Regions from separate parts of the Homo sapiens genome. Here region 2 is linked to region 1. Evidence: read pairs that join two places in POLR2A ChIA-PET (ENCODE). Cell type or tissue: PC-9. All regions are shown on one strand. Each heading gives the region's core, and the rest is flanking DNA. Links, peaks and the distances in the headings are about the cores only.

What was found. Peaks named below come from ENCODE experiments on the same cell type or tissue, not always from the same donor. Only the 100,000 strongest peaks of a DNase experiment are listed, where the experiment ranks them.
Region 2: POLR2A ChIA-PET joins it to region 1 with 11 read pairs; 2 of 35 experiments call an interaction of 5 or more read pairs at or near these places.

Annotation. Positions count from the first base shown.
Region 1 is chr15:58,523,668-58,531,786 of GRCh38, forward strand. The region is part of intron 1 of LIPC (lipase C, hepatic type); the gene reads left to right. Among named protein-coding and RNA genes, the nearest start is that of LIPC-AS1, 29 kb to the left of the region's middle. In PC-9, for the core only: no CTCF peak of the experiment used is centred there; a DNase peak (open chromatin) is centred at 4,594; H3K27ac peaks cover 1,648 bases.
Region 2 is chr15:58,871,916-58,880,034 of GRCh38, forward strand. It overlaps SLTM (SAFB like transcription modulator), which reads right to left. Exons shown (of 21, transcript NM_024755.4): 21 at 7,135-8,119. The coding sequence ends at 8,084. Among named protein-coding and RNA genes, the nearest start is that of SLTM, 58 kb to the right of the region's middle. RefSeq lists a silencer at 6,262-6,462. In PC-9, for the core only: no CTCF peak of the experiment used is centred there; no DNase peak of the experiment used is centred there.

The DNA.
Region 1 (8,119 bases), core at 3,446-5,945:
CAACACTTTGGGAGCCCGAGGCAGGAGGATCACTTGAGGCCAGGAGTTTGAGACCAGCCTGAGCAACACAGTGAGGCCCTGTGTCTATGATAAATAAATAAATAAATAAATTAGCTAGTGGAGCAGGGCTGGTGGCATGTGCCTGCGATCCCAGCTACTTGAGAAGCTGAGGAGGGAGGATCGCTTGAGCCCAAGAGGTCAAGGCTGCAGTGAGCTACGATCACTACACTCCAGCCCAGGCAACAGAGCCAGAACTTGTCTCTAAAAATACAAAGAAATAAAAGAAAAGAAATTCTTTTAAGGAAGTAAATACTAACATGGCTCAGAAATTAAAAGAATGTAAAATAGAATAGATTTGCAAAATCTCACCCCCATCCCACGATGTCCATATCCATTCCCTCCTCCCCCTTTCCCACCATGGGTAACCACTTATATTCATCTCATCTGTATCGTTCCAACATAACCTTACGCAGCTGAAAGCCAACATGGAGTTATTTACTTATGCCCCCACCCTTCCACAAAAGTATCACACTTTAGATACTGTTCTGCACCTTACTTTGGCAACTCAGCAGTACATTCTAGAAATCTTTTCAAATCAGTACAGAGTGTTTCTTTAGTCAAGCTGCAAAGTATTCCATTGAGGGATATGTCCCCGTTCAGTTATCTAGACACTAGATGGACACTTGGGATGTTTCCAGTATTTTACAATTACAGACAATCCTGCAATGAATGACCTTGCATTAATTTCATTTCGTAAGTGTGCAGATATAGCCACAGGGTAGAGTCCCATGCAGGAAATGCTGAGTAAAGAGAAAATGCATTTGTAACTTTCATAGCTGTTGCCAAATCCCTCTCCATTGGAGTTGCACCATTTTGCATTCCTGCCAGTGTCTCCATCAAGGTGTGTGGTCACACTTTTTAATGTTTACCAATCTGATGGTTGAGACTTGTGTCTCAGTATATATTTACTTTGTATTTTTCATCTTAGGAGTGAGGTTGAGGATCTTTTCATATGTCAAAGGGCCATTCATATTCCTTTTTCTGTGAAACGGCTCCTCATGTCCTTGGTTGGCCCATTTTTTGTTCTGTGGGTTGCTGTCCTTGGTCTCCTTGATTTCTAGGCATTCTATAGATATCGGGGATATTCGCCCTTTGTGTTATGAGTTGCAATTATTTTTTCTCACTTTATTGTTCATTTTTTGCCTCTGCTTATGGTCTTTTTTTAATTTAGTTGGTCATACAGAAGTTTTTTGTTTGCTTTAATGTAGTCTAATTTAACAATCTTTTACAGCTTCTGAATTTTGAATCACAGAGGGAGATTCTTATTCAAAAGGTTATCAAGGAATTAGCCCATATTTTTTTTCTGGTCATTTTATGATTCCTGTTATTTCATTTAAAAATTGGATCCATTTGGAGTTTTTCCTGATGTATGATGAGAGGTATGGACCAAACTTATAACTTTTCATCTTTTTCCAGATCTCCCAATACTATTTTTTAAAGTCCATCTTTACCCCAGCACTTTGAGAAATTAGATTTCCACTGCCCAGAACAACCTGGCCAATTTGAGAAGTCACTTCTATCAAATACTGAATGCAAACATATGCATTTGAGTGTTCTGGGTTTCTATTCTGCTTCTTTATCCAAGCTCCTGTATACACAGCTTGAATTACTGAATCTTTACGGTACGTGTTAGTATGAAATAGGACAAATCTTCCCCCATAGTCCTTTTTAGTTCAGAGCTCCCCTGGCCATTTACTGGCAAGCTGAGCTCTGTCACTGGGGCTCTCCTTGCTCACTGTCATGTTTTATTCTCTTCTCTCCTACAAGGAGGCCAATATATGCCTGCAGGCATCCAACCAGGGAAAGAGGCAAGCACAGCCCACTCCCCAAACAAGGCAGAGGCAGGGGTGCAAGGCCTTCTGGGAGAGTCCCAGTAGGCCATGTCTATGTACCCCTTTGAGGCCGGTGTTCTGGGGAAAGGCCAAATAGGAGACCTATGTCTTCCTGGAGGTTTGGACTTTGCCCTGAAGATTCTCAGCACTGATCTTCTGGTCCATCCAATCTGTTTAAATGAGGGTGATCCCAGATAACCTCAACATAAAGAGTTATCCTGTCTGATATTCTGTCTCCTCATGATCTGTTACTGATCAGGTGCAGAAGAACCCTTCAAGGAGGAAGATGTTACAATAGCAATATCAATGCCTACTTCTACTACCACCAATGCCACCAGGGCCACCTTTATTCATTGAGAACCTGCTATATACCAGGCATTGTGGGAGGTACTTTACACGTTTATCTCATTCACTTACAACCCCATGAGGAAACCATCTGTAAACGTGCCCAGAATTGTGGCTCATTAGCGGCAGAGCCAAGCTTTGGATCCCAGCCTGGTTCCAAAACTCATACTCTTCACCACTGGGCAACTTCTTCTCAGAATGATCTGCCACCCTGGGATGATGCAAATTCCCAGGCCTCCCAGACCTACTGAATCAGCTGCTCTGGGAATGGCACCCAGGAGTCTGCATCTCCAGCACATGAATACATGAGAACCACTGCTCACAAATGTAAAAAGTTAGGTAATATATCAGGGAGGCTGTGAGGATGAGTGTTTCCTTAGCAGTGGTGTAAGGGCAGAACCCTGGCTGGAGTGTTTTGCAGTCAGACTGATTTCCTCATTAGCAGAGAGTGTTAACCGGTAGCCTAGTTTGGCTCCTCGAGGTGCCTGATTCAGACAGAGCATCCCACAGCTGGAGCACCCTAGCTGGTGGAGGTAGGGACTCAGCCAAGTAGGCTCCAGAGCTGCCACCTAAGCCCAGTAGATTTCTCTTGCCCAGAACAACCTGGCCAAATGGAAGATGGGAGGCTGAAATCCTCACTCCAAGGAGGGGCCTCCTTTTCTTGGCACAAAGGCACCGCGCCAAGCTACACAGCTAAGGCAGTGTGCTACCTAAAGCAGGTGCACAGAATTCACAGAGAGGTACCAAATAGGCTGGCAAAGACCTTGGTGGATAAGTACCCACAAATATCTGGAAGGAACTATGTTGGGTTGAGACATGAGAAGGAAGAGATCTTAGGCAAGTTTGGAAAGGGAAACAACACATTGAATGCCAACCCCTGGACTAGATATTTCATCAACTTCGTTCATCCTCACTACCACCCACACAAGACGGTCTTCCTATTTCCAACTTAGAAGAAGGAAGTTGAGGCTCCTACTGGTTAAGCAAGCTTCCCAAGGCCATACAGCTAATAAGTGTTAAACAATCAAACACAGAACTGACTGGCTCCAAAGCCAGTGCCCGCCCCACTGGCCACTCCACTACCCTGCCTCTGCCATTGCTCCCTATGGCAACCTGGAAACTGTCGGGTACCTGCCCGTGGTCTGAAGTGGGCAGGCAGCAGTCAGCTGGGCCTCCAGATATGGGTGGTGAAGGGAGGATACAGGTCCAAAAGAATATCTTAGGGGAAATAGTGCACATGCCCAGAAAACTTTTATAGTCTCAGAACTTAGATGTGCGGAGAAATCGAATTCTGGTCCTGGTTTGCTTTTTTAGCCAGTTGTGGGCCTTGGCAGTCACTGAACCCCTCCTTATTTCTTCATGAGGAAATTAACATGCCTAGGATAGGAACCGCTGTGCTGCAGACCCCAGGGTCAGGCAAGTCTCAAAGAAGATGAGAGTCACCAAGCGCCTCAGGAAAGCTGAAGGGCACAGGGTGCATGCTGCAGCCATGACCTCAACCTCTGTGAGTCTAGAGGTGACCATATTGGCCACACATAAGCTCACCTTCCCCCTACATTTCATAATCCTTCCCTCCCATCAGGGCCAGCCTTTGATTAAAATTCCCAAGATTATCTGAGGAGCTGGCGGTACCACCCACCAATGGAGTTCATCTGGCTGCCTTTACACCAGCCACCTTATGGCTGGGTGGGCACTTTCCTATTCTTCGGCCAACACAACACTTTCCAAACTGTGTGACAGTTGTTTATTTACTTGCCTCTACCATAAGACCATGAGCTTTTTGAAAGCATGGTCTGTCTTATTCACTGTTAGGTATCACAGTGTATTCACAATCCCTGACACATAGTAGGTGCTTAATAAATGTGTGGTTGAATGAATAAATGAATTAATGAATGAATGAATGAATGAATGGGATCAGGGTGGGCCTTCAGTCTCTAAAAGCATACCCAAGAGCCAGCCCTCTCAGCCGCAGGTCCGCACATGGGGAAGCCCTAGGGAGGTTCAAGGACTAGATCAGGCCCATTTTCTCATCAGGCAGCCCCCAAACCTCTGCCCCAAAGAGCACATCCAACATGCTTTCAGCCCACACTCCCCACCCACGGTTTACTGCCTGTAATCCCAGCTACTCGGGAGGCCGAGGCAGGAGAATCGCTTGAACTCGAGAGGCAGAGGTTGCAGTGAGCCGAGACCACCCCATTGCACTCCAGCCTGAGTGACAAGAGCAAAACTCTGTCTCAAAAAAAAAAAAAAAAGAATAACCTTGGGCTGTTTGGCCAAGTTAATGCTTAATGCTTTCCTCATGCTGCAAGCGTTTATCTTTGCCCAGATTCCAGCTCCAGGGAGGGGAACATTCCTGCAGAACAGCCAGGCGTTCCCAGGTCACCTCTGCTCTCACTCTCACTTTTCTTTTTGCATGATTAAATCCGGCCTAAAAACACGTCTCAGGGGCACATATCTGTCACTCATAATAATCCTATAAGGTAGGTACTACTGTTAGTCTTATTATATAGTTGAGACACAGAGAGGTTAAATAACTAGCCCAAGGTCACACAGTTAATAAGTAGCAGAGCTGGGATTTAAGCCAGGCAATCTGGCTCCAGAGCTCGGTGCCTTTTTTTTTCTTTGACAGGGTTTGGCTCTGTCACCTGAGCTGGAGTGCAGTGGCACAATCACTGCTCACTGCAGTCTCGACCTCGCTCAGGTGATCCTCCCACCTCAACCTCCCAAGTAGCTGGGACTACAGGCACGCACCACCATACCCAGCTAGAGCCCAAGCTCCTAACCGCTTCTGCTGTGCAGTAACAAGCCACGCTCAGGGCATGGGCCCAACTTGAGTTTCTTCCATCCACGGGTCCAGACTGGAAAGGAAGCAGCAATCTTCTCTTCTTTTCTCACTGAGTATAAGGCACCCAATTCATCTTCTGGCAGCTGACCTGGAGGACGGAGTGGCCCTGATTTTCCTTTTACAGGTACAATCACTGCCAATACTAAAGCAGTGCCTGTCCCTACCTGCCAGGGCACCCAGGATCCTTGTCTCCAGCAGTAACTTCATGAGGTAGGTGGCTCTGGGCTGAGACAGGACTTGCATATTCCTAGATCCCTTGACTGTGATGTCGAAGGTCCTCTGCCCCCACCCCTCCTTCTATTCCTTGTAAGCTTCACTTGGCAATTGTGTAGTTTATGTCTGGTACAGGAATGAAGGATAAGGTCAAATGAAGCTCAAAGCCAGGAGCTAGATAGTCATGATATATCAAATAAAGTTTTGGAACAAGAACACAATGGGATTAATTTGCCAATCAAAACAGCGCTTGGCAACTTGACTGTAAGCCAAGATCTCTCATGGCAAGAGCAGCTGAAGGGCCTGTGATTGTCCAGCTCCTGGGGAGCCTCCCTGGCCTAACCGTGGTCAGATGCCAGCATCACAGCCCCCTTAGCTGGGTAAGGATTCTCCTAGTGCTACCTCTGGGAGAGAAAGAAAAAAATCTAGTCTGAGAATGACACCAGCAGACAGCAGCTCTGCCAGGTGTTTGAAGGGTGAAGGTCATGGGACTCTGTTTTTACTACCCTGGTCACCCCAATTGTTTCGGGGTATTTTCCATAGACAAGAGGATGCCCCAGTCAGCTGTCTTCCGTGATTCAAGACCCAGTCTACTGTCTTCTGTGATTCAAGACCTGTTTCCTCTTGTGCCGATCAGAGGCCTTATTTGGAGGCATCGGCCTTTATGTGGCATGGAATGTAAGCCCTCTGAGCTTTAACAGAGATAGGAAGAGTCCTAGAACATGGCAGGGAAGAGGGTCGGAACCTCTGTCCTCCAGCACAGTAGAAGGATGCTGGCTTGAATGTCAGGAGAGCCCAGAGTTTCTACCTGGATGCATGGTTTGGGGCATGTCAGGTGGCCTTTCTGGGTCCCAGTTTCTTCAACTGTGACATAAGGAAGGTAGACTAGATCATCACTACCAATAAAAGGTCCCTGGTCCTTGGGGAGCAGTGGTTGGAGTGGGAGAAGGGCATCGCCCAGCTATTTTCCAACACATCGTAAAAGATATCGCACAGGACAACTGAATGTTGACTTGGTTTGCTTACCTGTGGAATTCTATCCACTTGGTGTGGTAAAACGGATTCTCGCCAGAGAACTGGAAGTGTAGATGGGTGGTGTTACCTATATCCTTGATTGATAAGAGAAGGAAAATGAATTTTTCCTCAATAAGTACAGGTTGTTTGAAATGCAGGCTGGGTGCAGCGACGCTGCATGGTCTCCAGGCGCCTTGTGTTTCTAACCCTCTTGCTGGACAACTTGGCCTCCACAGGGTAGTCCCCAGGGAACCCTTGGCCATCTCCGGCCTGAAGGAATCAGGGAAGACCTTCCGGACATGCCAAGTCTCCCTGAGACCCTGCTCCATGAGGGCTGGCTCCCTCCCCGACCTGGTCTTTTGGTTCAAAGTCAGTCCTGGAGTTATGTCTGCCAATTGACCCCAACCTCCAGAAAACTCAGAAACAGCCTGTCCTCTCAGGCCTGCAAACCAGGAGCAGCCAGGCCCAGCCCTGACTTATGCAAGTAACTACCACAGAAGGCCTGCTGTGCAGCCTATGCCGCTCAACCTGGATCAAGGGCAATGTGGAGAAACCACATTATTGCTTGACTATAGTGCAGTATTCCAACAATCATTTTAAATGTGCACTTGTGTAACCATGATCACCATCAAGATGTAGGATATTTCCATCTCTCTTTAGAGATTCCCTTTTGCCCTTTGCTAGTTAATCCCCACCCCATTCCCTGGACCCAGGAAATCACTGATCTGCTCTCAATCACAATAGCTTTGCTTTTCCAGAACGTCCTGTAAATGGAATCACACAGTTTGTACCCTTTTAAATCTAGCTTCTTTCACTTAGCTTTATGCATTTTAGATGTATCCATGTTCTGGCATGTGTCAGCAATTGTTCCTTTTTCCTGCTGAGTAGTATTCCATTGGATGGATATGCGACAATTTGTTTATCCATTTACCAGTTGATAGATATTTGGGTTGTTTCAGATTTGGGGTTATTATGAATAAAGCTGCCATGAACATTTGAATATTTATGTGGACATATGTTTCCATTTCTCTTGAGTAAACGCTTGAAGTTTACTGGGTCCTATAGTAAGTGTACATTTGCCTTTAAAGAACTTGTCAAACGGTTTTCCAAAGAAAGTATTTTTTGTTCTCACCAGCAATCTATGAGGAGTTCTACCCGGTTTTGTCAGTCTTTTTAATTTTAGCCATTCTAAAGGGAGAGAAGTGATATTCCGTTGTGTTTTAAATTTGCATTTCTCCCATGACTAATGATGTTAAGCACATTTTCTTGTACACATGTGCCCTTTGTGTATCTTCTTTTAAGGATATCTGTTCAGTTCTCTCACCCTACCTTGAACCTACACAGGGTGGAATGTGCCTATGACCTCGGAAGGACTTTAGGGAAGCAAGCCCCACTTTCCCCAGAGAGGATTCCAGTACAAACGGAAAGCTCTTCTGAATGGCATACTCTTTCATAACCAGATTTCTTAAAAGAAAAAAATCATTCTGATTCTAGCCTGAAGTGCAGTAGAATTCAAGAGAATTTAAGAGAAAAGTTTAGAAGGAAAAAATTTTTGGCAAGAAAAAAGACTCTACTTACTTTTTTCCCTGGGATCCACAAAAGAAGAAGTTGTGGCCTCAGGCTACAGTAGTATGGAGCCAAAATGGACTCAAAAAAAAAAAAAAAAAACCCCAGAATAAATCAGACATGAAAATAACTTTCCTTCCATCCCGTATCTCATTTTCTTATTTGACAAAAAAATAGTAAAGAGCAACTACAACAACAAAGAAGAGGTGAAACAAGAATGCAAAAAATGATGGGAAGATGGCAA
Region 2 (8,119 bases), core at 3,537-6,036, 350 kb after region 1:
ACTGTGCTGAGTGAAAGGAACCAGACACAAAATAAGACATTACTGTATGATCCTGTTTATATGAAACTCTAGGAGACATAAAGTCTCCAGTGGTAGAAAGCAGGTAGGTGGTTGCCTGGGGCTGGAGATGTGGTTTAGGATGACCAGAAAAGGACACAAGGAAACTTTCAGTGATGGAAATATTCTTGATCATGGTGGTAATGACTTGGCTGTATACATTTGTCAATGTACTGTACACTTAAAATGTGTGCCTATTTGTAAATTTTACTTCAAAATACTTTTGTTTCTGTATGCTAGCAATGGACAATTGAAAATTGAAATTCAACAGGTCCATTTATAATAGCATCAAACAAAATACTAGAGGTAGATGTAAAACCTATGCACTGAAAACTAGAATTTGAGTTAACTTTACTTTTGTCATTCTATGTGACCACTTGGAGTTTTTGTGTTTAAATTTTAAAAATAGTCAAGCAGGCCAGGCGCGGTGGCTTACACCTGTAATCCCAGCACTTTGGGAGGCCAAGGCAGGCGGATCACGAGGTCAAGAGATCGAGACCATCCTGGCCAACATGGTGAAACTCTGTCTCTATTAAAAATATAAAAATTAGCTGGGCGTGGTGGCAGGCACTTGTAATCCCAGCCACTCAGGAGACTGAGGCAGGAGAATCACTTGAACCCAGGAGGCAGAGGTTGCAGTGAGCCAAGATTGTGCCATTATACTCCAGTCTGGGTGACAGAGCGAGATGTCATCTCAAAAAAAAAAAAAAAAGCAGATAAGATAAAATTTACTTGAAAAAAATAGTTAAACAGTGTGTAAAATAGAAAGTGTAATATTTTTGCTTAGTGAATGAAAATTTTAGTTGATGCAAAATGAGACTCTTGATACACTCCTTTCTTTCTTTTTTAAGACGGAGTCTCGCTCTGTTGCCCATTCTGGAGTGCAGTGGTGCAATCTCGGCTCACTGCAACCTCCGCCTCCAGGGTTCACGCAGTTCTCTGCCTCAGCCTCCTGAGTAGCTGGGATTATAGGTGCCTGCCACCACACCCAGCTAATTTTTGTATTTTTAGTAGAGACAGGGTTTCACCGTCTTGGCCAGGCTGGTCTTGAACTCCTGACCTCGTGATCCACTCACCTCAGCCTCCCAAAGTGCTGGGATTACAGGCGTGAACCACCGCGCCTGACCTCTTACACTTCTTTCAAAGGTGATTCTCTACTTAAATAGAATTCTCTACTTAGTATAATGAAAACAAAGTATTACTTATCTAAATAATACATAATATTAATATTTCACAGCTTAACCAAAGCAGTTCGGTTTTGTTTTTGTTTTTAAAGAGACGGGGTTTCACTATTTGGCCCAGGCTGGTCTTAAACTAGCCTCAAGTGATCCTCCCACCCCAGTCTCCCAAAGTGCTGAGATTAGAGGCATGAGCCACCATGCCCGGCAAGCAGGACAGTTCTGAAAGCTCTGGACCCAAGTTCCTAAAGGTGATGCAGAGGTCCTCCACTCCCACCCTGGGTGATTCAGCTCTACAGAGGAACTGATCATTTAACCACAAAATTACATTATTCAGAGCATCTCATCCCACTGGCAAAAACCCAGAGTTGATTGCCAGCAGCTTGTAAAAAGCATTTGGTTTTTCCTACTCTGAGCTACATCTCCAGAGTGATTGTCAAAACTTGCTGTACATGTGAATCCTGTGGAGGAACTTTTGGGGGTAAAACATGTTGGGACTCCATCCATGAACCTCTGGGGGTGTGGCCCAGGCTCATCACCCATTAGACCTCAGATTTTGTCCACTTAGCATATATGCCAGTTCAATTATCTTTTCTTTTTGAGACAGTTGCACTCTGTCACCCGGGATGGAGTGCAATGGCACGATTTCGGCTCACTGCAACCTCCGCCTTCCGGGTTCAAGCAATTCTCCTGCCTCAGCCTCCCCAGTAGCTGGGATTACAGGCGCCCGCCACCACGCCCAGCTAATTTTTGTATTTTTAGTAGAGATGGGGTTTCACCATATTGGTCAGGCTGGTCTTGAATTCCTGACCTCATGATCCTCCCGCCTCAGCCTCCCAACGTTCTGGGATTACAGGCGTGAGCCACCACACCCGGCCAATTATCTTGTTTTTATTTTTACTTTTTTTTTTTTTTTGAGTCGGAGTCTCACTCTGTCTCCCAGGCTGGAGTGCAGTGGCATGATCTCAGCTCACTGCAACCTCTGTCTCCCTGGTTCAAGCGATTCTCCTGCCTCAGCCTCCTGAGTAGCTGCGACTACAGGTGCACACAGCCATGCCCGGCTAATTTTTGTACTTTTAGTAGAGACAGGGCTTCACTGTGTTGGCCAGGCTGGTCTTGAACTCCTGACCTCAGGTGATCCACCCGTCTCGGCCTCCCAAAGTGCTGGGATTACAGGCATGAGCCACCACGCCCTGCCTAATTCTCTATTTGATCAGCGACCTTTTACAAATGAGGTTGTCTCTTTTGTCTTAAATCAGGGAACACAAGGTGACTTTGCAAGAACAAGAAAAACAATGGGCAGAATTTGTTCAGTATTTGACACATATTTTCCCACTTAAACCCTTACAATAGCCCTGTTCCTACTAGTAAAGTTGACTATAGTATTCTGGACATACAGATAAATTGCCCATAATTGAACACATCTAGTAAATGGCAGACTGGTTTTTGAGTCCTTATTCCTCTACATTCTGAAGCCTATGGTTTCTAGACTGGATGCCCCTGCACGTTGTCCCAGCTGCAAGGGCCTTCCCTGTAGTACCATGTTATCTAATAAATTTGATTGTTCTTTGAGTAGTTCAGAGGGAGTGAGCTGTCAACCAGGTGAAGCAAATCCTAGCAGGCTACCTGTCCAGAGGCCTAGGATGGCAGATCCATAGGAAATAAAGTCATTAAAGAAGCTAACAGATAATTTGGTAATTTTAGAAAATTAGGGTGTTAGTTCATTGGATCAGAATTCCTTAGAATTTTTAGCCTTATATTACCATGTCCTTGAGGGATGCACCATTTCTTGTCATGGTATCTGACCCATTTCTCCTGCAATCCACCTTCCAAATGCCTGAAATGTGGTGAGGAAATTAATTTTATAGTTTGATGGACATCACTAGATTTATTGAGAGAAGGGGCAGGGCATGGTGGCTCACACCATGTAGTCCCAGCACTTTAAGATGCCGAGGAGAGCAGATCGCTTGAGGTCAGGAGTTTGACACCAGCCTGGCCAACATAGTGAAACTCCATCTTTACTAAAGATACAAAAATTAGCTAGGTGTGATGGCAGGTGCCTTGTAATCCCAGCTACTTGAGAGGCTGAGGCATAAGAATCACTTGAATCTGGGAGGCAGAGGTTGCAGTGAACTGAGATTATGCCATTGCACTCCAGCCTGGGAGACAGTGAGATACCATCTCAAAAAAAAAAAAGAGAAGGAAAACTGTCTCTGTCCAAATGAAAGGTTATTGCTTGAGCTTTTGATGGGCTGTCTCATAAACTGATGAAAATTTAACCAGTGAGTAGATTTCATACTCATTTCCTAACCCTGTTGGCAAATCCAGGTGGGAAACTATATACATGGTGAGCATGGAGCCAAGATGACTTCATGGCTAATGTTTATGCCTGGGGCAGGCATCTCACCTCAGACAGTATGAATTCCAGGCTTAGAGATGCTGGTCTGGGCAACCTGTCCCTAAACAATCCCATTTCTTACTGATGGCTGCACCAATGGGGTGGCTTAAGTATTCAGCCTTAAAAAAGTGTGTTTGCTACAGCAATGCTACACCAATGTTACACCAACTTCAAGACAAAGCCCAGGCTCCCCCATTCCAACCAGATTGCTTTCCCTAAGTCCCTATTATAAAAATTCTGAATCCTTCACATGGTTATTTATTCATCCAATATTTATTGAGTGGCTACTAAGAGCCAGGCGTCAGGGATACAGCAGTGAAAAGAAAAAATAGACAAAAACAGCTGTCCTTCTGGAGCTTACATGAAGTAGGAGAAGATGGATTATAAATAGGTTAGATGGGAAGGAGGGGGAATGCTGAGAAAGGGAATAAGTGTGGCAATTTTATTTTATTTTGAGATGGGAGTCTTGCTCTTGTCATGCAGGCTGGACTGCAATTGCACCATCTTGGCTCACTGCAACCTCCGCCTCCCGGGTTCAAGCAATTCTCCTGCCTAAGCCTCAGCTGGGATTACAGGCGCCCACCACCATGCCCGGCTAATTTTTTTGTAATTTTAGTAGAGATGGGGTTTCACCATGTTGGCCAGGCTGGTCTCAAACTGCTGACCTCAGGTGATCCGCCCACCTCTGCCTCACAAAGTGCTGGGATTACAGGCATGAGCCACTGCACCCAGCCTAAGTGTGGCAATTTTAAATAAAATCGGGAAGGCATGGTTGAGAAAATGACATTTTAGCTAAGAACTGAAGCAATGAGGGAGCGAGCCCACATGGCTATCTGAGGAAGAGCGTTTCAGATGAAGGAGTGAGCACAAGCAAAAGGCTTGAGATGAGATGCTGTGGTCAACACACGGGACGAGGCCAGTGTGGAACCAGGTGAACAAGGAGGAGAGTAGTAGGAAATGAGGTGACAGACTGAATGTATTCTACAGATGAAGAGACATTAGAGGGCTTGGAGGGGAAGTTGGTCTTCTCAGAGAAAAATGTAAGAGGGGCAGCGGTGAAGACATAGATATTGGTGATTTTGGTACAGAGTATGTAGGTGAACATTAACTAGATGATACCTGCCCCTCAGGCCTGGCTGGAATAGCTAAGTCAAAAGGAAAGAGAAAGGAAAGATAAAGGCTTATCTGTAGGAAGCACTTAAAGGATTTCAGGAAACAATTTGTTTCAGATAAAAATAAACAGTATTTGTTGAGTGGTGCGTTTTAGGGGATATTATTAATTTTACCTACAATGCCCTTACTGAGTTGAAGGTGGTGATTAAATATTTGAGAGGATGAGTTTTTGGGGGTAACTACACATGGTAAATTTGAGGTGTTTGACAGAAATGCTAATTAAGCAGTTATTGGAGGTATTGTAAGAGATTCATCTTTAGTTAGATGGATTGGATGAGGTTCTTTATAAATGCAAAAAATCTGACAATTTTTTCAATGAGGATTCAGTATTTGTTAGGACCTGTTAAGTATGGAGGAACTGAGTTAACTGACAATCCAGGCAGAAAGGTTTTAAATGTTTTCATTACTTCATACATTTAAGAGCTTGAGATTTTTTCTATGTAATTCCTAAGCTTTTAATTTTATTTTACAATTATTTTTGGCATGTGTAGTTTCTGACGTCAGCATCTTGCCCAACTTACCAAGACTGGCTACTATCTTTCTTGAATCTTTTTTGCATCATATGAGCTGTCTGTAGCTTCTGACTCATTGATGCCATTGTCCTGTGGCGAAACATTTGGATTACGCATCAAGCACACGGGGAATGGCACATTTTCCTCCATTCTCTTGGCTTTGAAGAATCTGTCTTCCTTCGTGGATCATGAAGTTAGGAGTTCAAGACCAGCCTGACCAACATGGTGAAACCCCGTCTCTACTAAAAATAGAAAAAATTAGCCGGGCGTGGTGGCAGGCACCTGTAATCCCAGCTACTTGGGAGGCTGAGGCAGGGGAATTGCTTGAACCCGAGAGGCAGAGGTTGCAGTGAGCCAAGATTGTGCCACTGCACTCCAGCCTGGGAGACAGAGTGAGACTCCACCTCAAAACAACAACAAAACCTCTAAATAGGCCAGGCGTGGTGGCTCACGCTTGTAATCACAGCACTTTAGGCGGCTGAGGCAGGCAGATCATGAGGTCAAGAGTTCGAGACCAGCCTGGCCAACATAGTGAAACCCCGTCTCTACTAAAAATACAAAAAAATAGCTGGGCGTGGTGACTGGCACCTGTAATCCCAGCTACTCGGGAGGCTGGGGCAGGAGAATCGCTTGAACCCAGGAGGCGGAGGTTGCAGTGAGCCGAGATCGTGCCACTATACTCCAGCCTGGGTGAGAGCTAGACTCTGTCTCAAAAACAAAAACAAAACAAAACAAAAACCTCCAAATTTGGTTTTCACTGTTGACCCTGAGCCAGCCAGATCGCTGCTAGCTGCTGCCCATGATGGTTGAGGGCCACTCAACCTCAATGCCAGCATATCAGGTGGTTTTGTCAGCTTTTCTGAACTTAAAGCCATCGCCATGGCAACTCGAGTAAAAAATAATTACCTATAGTGTCTGTAGGCTTGTACCCTTCAGTATAAGTGTAGAAAAGACTGAAACAAATCAAGGATCTAATGTTTAAAAGGCAGGTTACTATCCAGATTCCCATCTGAAAACTGGTCAGGTCAGTAATTCTACCTGTGGCTAGGAGGATTCTTCTGAGTATTAGGCAAGGGAACATATGTCAAACGCTTAGCACATTGCCCAGCACGTAAAGCGCTTAGCCAGTGTTTGCAGCTGTATGATAATCCCTTCTAAGAAGCACAGTCCCACTCTACAAATGAGGAAACAACGAGAAGTGACATTCTAACCCAAAGTCACCAACATTCACTCCAATGGATACTGAGGCTTCTCCTGTGCCACTCTACAACACGTAGTGATCAAAAATGAGGTAGACCTCCCCTACACCAACGCAGACACCCAACCTGCTCCCACAGCTGTAGGACTGGGAATGGCAGAAAACGTAAGAAATCCAGAGAAGTTCCCCAAAGGACCAGAGACCACAGAACCTTGGTTGCCCCACGGCACTCAGAAGTGTGAGCCATCTCATGGGCATGACCGTATTGAGCATAGAGAGTGCTGAATTTACCAAAATCTAGACCATTTGGATTTTTCTTCACTGATTTATATAAAGGGATGTGGGAAGCTTTTTTGAAAGAGCAGCATTTACCTTGAAGGGCTTTCCTAAAAGAGATGCCTTTAAAAAAGCCATAGGATTAGTGGTTAAGTCTCTAACATGTGAACAGCATGTGCTGCCCAGCTACTGAGGTGAAGAGTCTAAGCTAGATTTATTTCTGAAGAACAAAGACCAAAAGAATGCCTTTATAGCTCTATATCTAGTCAGTCACCTTGGGCTGAACTACAGAAAGAACTGGACGACTAACACCTAAAACGCTGAAAACAAAGACACATACACTTCCAGGTGTGGATTTTTATTTTCACAAAAAGACAACAATGTCTTCCCCACATACAAGTATTTACAAAACCCAACTGATTCACCCATCTAGAACCTGGGTTTTTTTCCACTTCTCAACATAGTTGGGAACATGGAAACATTAATACCCACACAATTCCCAGAGATGGAATTTATCCATCAAACAAACAGTGCAGATTACCTAAAAGTGCACTTACCTGCACAACTCGGTCTAAGAACCTTGTGAAACAAACCTCATGGCCAAGGTTTCATGAATCTATTTGGTTTCATACCATGCAAACCTGAACAAGTGTGCTGCTACACTAAACTGAAAATCGGTTCTCATTTTACAATTAAAAAGGTTCTCAACACTTTAGCAACTATACAGAATATGAAGGTTTATTTCAAAAAAGATTACATTTTTTTAAACCAGGATACACAGATGCACTTAATGTAACAGTACCTTCTGCAAAAATAGGTTACATAATACTCAGAAATGCAATGAACAATCTTATTCTCTAAAAATTAGACAGCTAAGACTTCTTAAGTGTAGACAGCCTTCAAAATGGAGGCTGAAAATGCTTGGTAAAAAGAAGTAACTCTAGAGCCAGACACCACAGAGCTAAGGCTGCAAATTAAACCACTACCACACAGCTGCAAACTACTCTTTATATTCACACAGCGTTAAACAAAACGACTTCAATTCCATCTTTTCAAATGTGCCTCGGTGCTGCAAGAAAAAAAGTTGAATGATACACAAAACTATTAAAAGTTACAACAGAACTATTTAAACATCTTCTCCAAAATTGAGAAAAGCAATCATGTTAAATTTTTAAAAAGAAAAGTCTGACAGAACTCTCAAGCAAGTCAGAGGTCCTCTTCATAAGTAGTCAAGTAAAGTTTACAGGAGATTTCAATAAATTATCTTAAAACCTTGGCAGAGAGCTCATTTTCAGAATCGTCGCGGAGGTCCACCCTTAAATGGCTT